Linked DNA regions of Homo sapiens: region 1 is linked to region 2. A link is an interaction called in ENCODE POLR2A ChIA-PET data of the cell type or tissue named here. Cell type or tissue: PC-3. All regions are shown on one strand.

What was found. ChIA-PET counts read pairs that join two places held together with the same protein. Peaks named below come from ENCODE experiments on the same cell type or tissue, not always from the same donor. Only the 100,000 strongest peaks of a DNase experiment are listed, where the experiment ranks them.
Region 1: POLR2A ChIA-PET joins it to region 2 with 5 read pairs; 3 of 35 experiments call an interaction of 5 or more read pairs at or near these places.

Annotation. Positions count from the first base shown.
Region 1 is chr3:148,960,869-148,964,868 of GRCh38, reverse strand. No RefSeq gene overlaps it. Among named protein-coding and RNA genes, the nearest start is that of GYG1, 29 kb to the left of the region's middle. In PC-3, a CTCF peak has its summit at 2,122; a DNase peak (open chromatin) is centred at 2,158.
Region 2 is chr3:149,307,350-149,311,349 of GRCh38, reverse strand. All of the region lies in intron 1 of TM4SF18-AS1 (TM4SF18 antisense RNA 1), which reads right to left. Among named protein-coding and RNA genes, the nearest start is that of TM4SF18, 24 kb to the left of the region's middle. In PC-3, no CTCF peak of the experiment used is centred here; no DNase peak of the experiment used is centred here; H3K27ac peaks cover 1,432 bases.

The sequences.
Region 1 (4,000 bases), 350 kb after region 2:
AGTTCAACTCTGTTGGGCAAATCTGTGCAAGGCCATCAGGCATCCAAAGCTGAAAAGAAATTTTACATTAGCCTCTTGTTGAAAACCTTTCTATTTAAGAATGCAATTTTTATATTTTCTCCATAACAAAGCAGGATTTATGAACCTTGCTCTGTTTTTATTGTACCCATGTGAACCTTCTGTGTGTGGACAAAATATTGCTATTGCCTAGCTTTTAACAGTGGTTTGGAGGATTGAAGAAATATATCTTGTTCTCACTTTTATAAGGCTTTTCAGATCTTTTAGCCTTACGTATTAGAGGCCCATGTAGGTGCCCACATTTCCACATTTGGTTCTACCATGTTGATAATATTCCCTAGAGAGTTTATAGTTACATATGCTCAGTGATTGAAATAAATATGTTAGATAGCTGGCTAACTAGCTACTGAGCATAGGGGATGAGCTAAATAAGATTTTTATGACCATGTTTCTGACCTTACTATTGCTCCCATTAAGAGGAAAATGATCTTGCACTAAACAGTGCCTTTTCCCTGCAAAAAAGAAAGGGCTTTAAGGACACAATATGGTCATTTTATTTCATTTTTTCTTACCCAGTTCAATGCCTGACAACCCAGAAGTCTTTGTTTGTTAATATTTATCATCCACATATTATATAGATTATGGCATATACATATATGGACTCAAATGATGTACAGGATGTTTAAGACATGGCTCCCGGTTGCAATGAATTTGGTCCAATTGGTGAGCCAGGACTAAAGAAGGAAGCAATATATCTGCTGTATATTAAACAGTACATTTTGTGTGTGTGTGTGTGTGTGTGTGTGTGTGTGTGTGTGTGTGTGTGACTTAGTGCTCCAACTGTTAAAGAAAGGGGATAGTCTGTTTCTGGCTGGGTCACACAGTGTAGGCTAACATGTGTCTTAGTCTGGGCTTCAAGGTTGAGAGTGATTACACAGAGTATGGCACAATGCGGGGAGGCCACTGGAGTTGGAAAGGTGGGAATGGATCATAGGGTGATGAGATTTGGTCCAGATTGAGGCGGGGGTGGGCTAAAGAGCTTCTGCTTTATCCTACAGCTAATGCTAAGCCATTTTTATGCAGGGAAAGAAAAGATGTGATAAAAGCAATGCTCTAGGAAGATTAATCTGGAAGCTTAGTAAAGTAATTGGAGCAGTTGAAGATGCAAGAGGCTGGAAAGCCAGTTAGGAGGCTCATGAATAATCTGGATATAAAGTGACTGGAGGCTGATTTAAGTTGAGAGAGGAAGGGGAAGTAGGGAAGGGATGATTTTAGAGAATCATTGTTTAGAAAAGATAAGCAAATGTAGCTGGATGAAAGAAAGGTGGAAGGAGTAAAAGATACTGTAGTTTACCTGCAGTTTCCAACCTGGAGGGGAATAAGAACTGGGAGACATGCCTTGCCTCCCATCCCACCTTGCTCACTTTTCTCCAGCCACACAGGTCTCCTTGCTATTCCTTAAGCAAAGCAAGCATCACCCCTACTCAAGGCCTTTGCACCTGTCAATTCCTCTGTTCTGAACATTCTTCCTCCAGAGACCCACCTCCCTTGCTTCTTCACTTTCAGCCCCTACCTGGCCCTCTCCACTCATTTATGCCTGTAAAAATGGGCATTTTCAATTAATACACTATATTTCAAAATGTTACTTTTCCTAAAAATTCTTGCAGGTTCATAGAGATAGGGAGCTTAAGCTATAGAGATGGCTAAAATGTACCCTGGTTAGAAAGACTTCCCTGACTATATCCTTCCTGACGATATATCATATATTAAGTCATTTTTTTCTGACTAGCATGTAAGGGTGTATGGACAAGACTTTGTCCTTTTTAATGGCTTTATCCTCAGCACCTAATACAGTGCCTGGCACATAGTAAATTATCAATAAATATGTGTTAGTTAAATTAGTGAAACAGGCAAATTCAAAAAAGAGGCTAATTTGGGAATTGAGGGGGAAGATTATGAGTTAGCTTTAAATTCACATCATCCTAAAAGACAACATTTTTTGATATTGGCAAGAGGTCAAGGCTAGGAGTGCAGCTTTGTGCCTTCACAGGTCTAACTTCTTTATGAGCATCAGCACAGCCTCTTGTGGACAGCGCCCCTCCCTGGGGGTTATCTCAGTGTTTTTCCTCTTGCATTAGGAGTCCTTTTCTTTCCCTGTGTGACTCATCTCCTCCTGGGTAGAGGAGGGGAGGACAGCCTTGGGATAAGGGGAAGTATCAAGAAGCTGCTGAGCCTATGAGAGGACAACCCAGAAACCACATTTCCTCTCTTAAGCTCCCCATCATATAACTAGTCAATGCTTTCTAGACACTCCAGATATAATTATTGGGATGATACACTACAAACTTTTCAAAATGTATTTGACATAGCCTGTAATAATCCAAATGAGAACAGAGACAACAAGAAGGCACACCTGTAGCTCATTTGTTTCCGCTGTTTCAATTGCTCTAATTCCCCTTTTCCAGTAGCCCATTAGGATCACCTGCCAAATTGACTTATTTAATGAAATTTCTGATGTACATTCATGTGTTTTCTAAAATAATCTCTTTAAGAAAGCACATTTTTCCTTCTCAAATGCAGTTCTGCCTTTTCTTGATAGGAACCCCATTCTAACATCACTACTGACTGTATTGAAATGAATGAATACATTATAAAGCACTTTATCTTTATTGCTGCCTGAAGTGGAGAATATAATTGCCAGCTGTGTATCCCAGGCACATAATTCCATTACTAGGTTCTTACGGAGCCATCAGTCCCATGGATGGTCCTTTGCTTGACAAACCAGCCCATCAAATTCCAAATCTGCCTTAATGGCAAATGCCACCTCTCGATCAGGTCACTGCTCCAGCCTGAATTCAGCAAATGTTACCAGAATACTTACCCTGGGGTACCCACGCTGCTCTTAGTTACGGGGTGCCTATCTTGCTCTTAGTTCTGCTCAAAAAAGCTTGTCATGCTTGAGGTCACAGCTTTTGGTCAAGGGTCCTTCCAGGATGAAGCTGATCTACGTTTTCTTGGACTGTCCACAAACATCCTTAACAGGTGCTAACTCTATTTTTAAATACTCTAGCAATATTTGTATGGGGAGCAGGGGCCAGCCACTATTCGGAAGTGGGCTGGTGAGGATTTTGATAGTGTTTTGGCTTTTTTGTGTTGGCTGGGTGGTGACACAGTTTCTTCAGATATCTTTAAATATATCATAGTCTACCAAATAAAGATTAGTTGAGGTGTGTGGGTTGGGGAGAAAGTGGTTAAGAAAACTTTTCTGCCAGCATACAAACTACCCTGGCTTCATACTTTGCTCTAAATTTCTGTGTAATCCCAGGGTTTTAGAGGTAAACCTGTACGGATCTCCTATCTTACACAAGAGGGATGAGCACTCACATTTACTGAGGCCACATGAGGGCTTGGCGCAGTTGGGAGCTTTTCATTTACTCTCTCAGTTGGCTGATGAGGAAACTGCTGGTACTTTTGTCCTAGCACACAAAGAATATAACCATCCTGAAGGAAAGAGAGTTTTGATTAAAGAGGGGAGGGTGAGAGAAGGAGTAACACTGGGGCAGGGCAGAGGATGGTATGCATGGATGGGTTTGCTGGAAGGAGAGGAGGACTCAGGAGACCCGGTGGTAGGAGGGTGATATGAAGAGGAGGGTGGCCCAGGATACACTGAGCACACTTTTGCACGTTAGTGGAAGACACTGGAAGTACAATGTCTGATACAATTTCTGGGCTGCCTTTGCCACAATATTCCAGGTTGCTGATATCTGCTTTCAAGGTAAGTTTGTCTGATTAGAATCTAGAGAAGTGTTTGAGAAAGCAAAGAGGGGTGAAAATGTTATTACTATTATTTTAGTGGTGGTAATCATTACCACCTGCTGAAAGCTTAATATGTGCTACAAACTGCTATGTGTATGATGTATCTTACATAAGTTAATTTTTACGAAAAACTTGGAGGTTGGTGTTCTTATGCTTATTTTAGAGG
Region 2 (4,000 bases):
CAGTCCATGGGAGCTGTGTGACCTGAGAGTTAGCTATGCCAAGGATGCTCATCAGCAAGATCCCTGCTGCCAATGTACAGTTCTTTTAACTTCAGGAAAGCATGCCTGGGTGAGAGTCTCATCTTTACTTGGCTTGACTTAACTTCGTGCTGAAGATGTTCCGGCTTTCCCTTCCACTTTCTTCTGTTTGGATCAGCTAAGAACACTCATTTTCCTACATAGAAGTGCTTCTCTTGGCCTACTCCTGAGAGTTGGAGTTAGGCCATGGGAGCTTTAAAGGGGAATAGACAGTAGCTCATTACACCTGGCATACTCTTGTCAAATATTTAGTACCTGGTCCAAACCACAGGCTTGCTAGCTTCTCTGACTCTGGAAAGCCCCGTGTTTAGCAGAAGTCACTCCTGACTTTCCAAGACTCTTAAAACTTCAGGTAGCTGAAACCAAACTGTGACTAAAAAACATCTCAGCTGATCTTCTCCCAGGAACCTTCATCTAACAGTAGCACAGTTGCCCTTTTCTCACAAATAGTTTTGTGGAATGAAAATAAAAACTTGGGAACCTAATTCACTATGCCAAAAGGAAAATTTAAGCTGAAAGCTGAGTCATGCAAGAAGCTGCCTTTCCTTTTGTTCCTAAATAAACAGCTACAGATAAAAGGTTAAATATCTTCACAGGTAGCTGTTCCGTGTTCACCTTATCTTATGTAAAATCCCAATTTACTGAGTATGAGATGAATACACAATTGACTATTCCCCTATCTGCTTATTTTCTCTTGCAACATGTGGATTCAGTATTGTGACTATATCCTTCCTTTTTTGCCTCCAGCCTGCTTTTCCCCTTTAAATACTGAACCCTTCAAAATCATCTTTGGAGAAAAACACAGACTGATTTCCCAGGCATACCTCAACCTTGGCAAAATAAACTTCTAAATTGATTGAGACTAGGTTATACTTGCTGTATTAGTACATTCTCACATTGCTATAAAGAAATACCTGAGACTGGGTAATTTATAAAGAAAAGTGGTTTAATTGTCTCATGTTTCTGCAGGTTGTACAGGAAGCGTGATGCCAACATCTGCTCAGCTTCTGGGGAGGCCTCAGGAAACTTACAATCATGACAGAATGCAGAGGGGGAGCAGTCATTTCACATGGCAAGACCAGGAGCAAAAGAGAGAGAAGGGAGGTGCCGCACACTTTTAAATGACAAGATATTGCAAGAACTCACTCACTATCACAAGGACAGTACCAAGGAGATGGTACTAAACCATTCATGAGAAATCTGCCCCCACAGTCCAATCACCTCCCACCAGGCCCCACCTCTAACATTGGAGATTACATTTCAATATGAGATTTGGGTCGGGACATAGATCCAAACCATATTACTTGGTATTCCTTTTTCTTCAAAAATAAACAATATATTGTTTAGGGTTAGAAATACAGGTGATACATGATACAGGAGAGGCAGAGTATTTTCCAGGAAATGAGCTGTGTTCACCAAGGTAGATTCCAGTGTCACTCTGGCTATTGCTAGGTCTTTAACAATAAGTTCTGGATTTTATACAGAAAGTCTTATTGGAGGAATCTTGAGGAATTCAAGTTTACAAAAAGCCTCAAGCACAGCAGTCCAAGAACTGATATTAATACTGAGGTCTTGGGCCTTTATCATATTCTCCAAAATTTCTAAGTAACCTCTGTATAACCCAGATCTGGTCCTGCTCCATCTGCCCTCAGACGTTTAAGTACCTTTGAGAACCCTGGTTGTGGTAGAGCTCATAACCTACCACTCTAGGCACAAAGACTCCTATACTGAGTGATTCTAAACATGTTGAGAGGAACTCACTTGGGTCTACAGACAAACTTTGGAGGCTGAAATCCTTACAGAGAAACTCGATACAGTTTCTGGGCTCCCCCATCCCCCTTTTTTCTTCAGTGTGGTTCTGTTTCTCCACTTCCAGAAGCCCTATACCTAGTAGGGATATAACAAAAGGCACTCATTGGTAGTTGGAGCTTGTTTAGGTTTGCTTGGGCTGGGAGCTGGAATTTCCTCTGCAGACAAAGGACACAAAACCCTGCTAAATGGGAACTGAGAGTTTTCTTGGCCTGAGGGCATCCACATGAAGCTATTCCTGAGGGATCTAGGGGAAAAAGGACCCTAGAAATGAGAAGCCTGGGAAATGAATAGGACATGGGAGCTTCTACCTCAGAAGGCAGGCTAGAGTATGTTGGCTGAGTCCTGCTGCTCTAGGGAATCCATCAAGTCTACCATGATGGGAACTGTAGTAAGTACAAACACTGCCTGCCATGGAGGAGTCCTTCATCTTCTCTTGAGCTGAAAAATGAGGTTCCTAAGAGTCTCTTAGTGTTCTTGAATATGAGAGGGTAAGTCTCTTTGTTCTGCCTCTGAGCTCTAGGCCTTTCCTTTTTATCTAGTTTGGCAAAGTGCAGATGGACCCAGCTGTAGGCATAGGGACAGAGAGATTGAAAGAAAAACATGTGCAAGAATCCTGGAGGCAGTTCCTGGCATCTTGGGTCAGATTCTATAACACTAGAAAAACTCTAGGGATGAGTTCTTTTGAACTGCAAGACCTAAGAAGATAGCCAGAGGGGAAGATTCAAAGGCATCAGGAGCTCAGGTGAGGTTAAACTTCATTAATTACACATTTTTGGAGCTCAGAGATCAGAACTAGGATCTGATCCATTGTGTTAAGGAGTTATGAATGCATAATACTAAGATTAAGTGAGAATGTACTTGGGTATTAATATATCCATTTGATCTCAAAATCTTACCTTTGATATTACTTATAAATTACAAAAAGGTAAAGATACCTTTATAATGAAGAGCTCTGGCAGACACCACCTACTTCAAGTGACCAAGTTGAGTGCCACCATGGGCTAAAGTGCTCTGGGATCCCAAATAAATGAAAGGCAGTCTAGGCCACAAGCATTGCAACTCCTAGGCAAGTACTAGTGCTGTGCTGAGCTGGGAGCCAGTGAACTTGGGCAGCACATAACCTAGTGAGACACCAGTAACGGTGGCTAAGAGAATGATGGTACCACCTCTCCCCCAAACCAGGCAGCACAGCTTGTAGCAATGAAAATGACTCTTTCCTTCTACTTGAGGAGAAGAGAGAGGAGTAAAGAGGACTTTGTCTTGCATCTTGGATACCAGCTCAGCCACAGTAGGATAGGGCACTGGGCAGAGTCATGATGCTCCCATTCCAGGCCCCGGCTCCAGGATGATGTCTCTTGACACACCTTGGGCAAAAAGGGAACCCATTGCCTTAAAGGTAAGGACCCAGTCCTGCCAGGATTCATCACCTGCTGACTAAAGAGCCCTCAGGCCCTGAATAACCATCAGCAAGACACCATGGGCCTTGGGTGAGATTCTGAGATGTGCTGGCTTCAGGTGAGACCCAGCACATTCCCAGCTATGGTGGCTTAGAGGAAAGATCCATTCTGCTTGAGAAAAGCAGAAAGAAAACTAAAGGGAACTTTGTCTTGCATCTTAGGTACCAGCTCAATGACAGTAATGTAGAGCACCAAGCAGGCTCTTGGGGTCCCCAATTCTAGGCATTTCTGGACCTGCCCTGGGCCAGAGGGGAGCCCACTGTGTTGAAAGGTGAGAGCCAGGCCTGGCAGTGTTCACTATAAGTTGACAGAGGAGCCCTTGGGCTTTAAGTGAACATCATTAGTACCCTGGCAGTAGTCCCCAAGGGCTTGTGATGGTGGCGGCCATGGGGAGAAGCTCCTCTGCCTGTAGAAAGAGGAAGGAAGTGTGGAAAGGACTTTGTCTCAGTGTTTGAGTTCCAGCTTAGGTGCAACAGAAAAAGCACCAGGTAGATTTTTAAGGTTTTTAACTTGAGTTCCTGCCTCTCAGACAGGATCTCTGGACCAACCAAGGGCCTGGGGGAACTTGCTACTCTGAAGGGAAGGACACAAGCCTGGCTGGCTTCACCACCTGCTGACTGTAGAGCCCTAAGGGTCTTAAGTGAACACAGGCA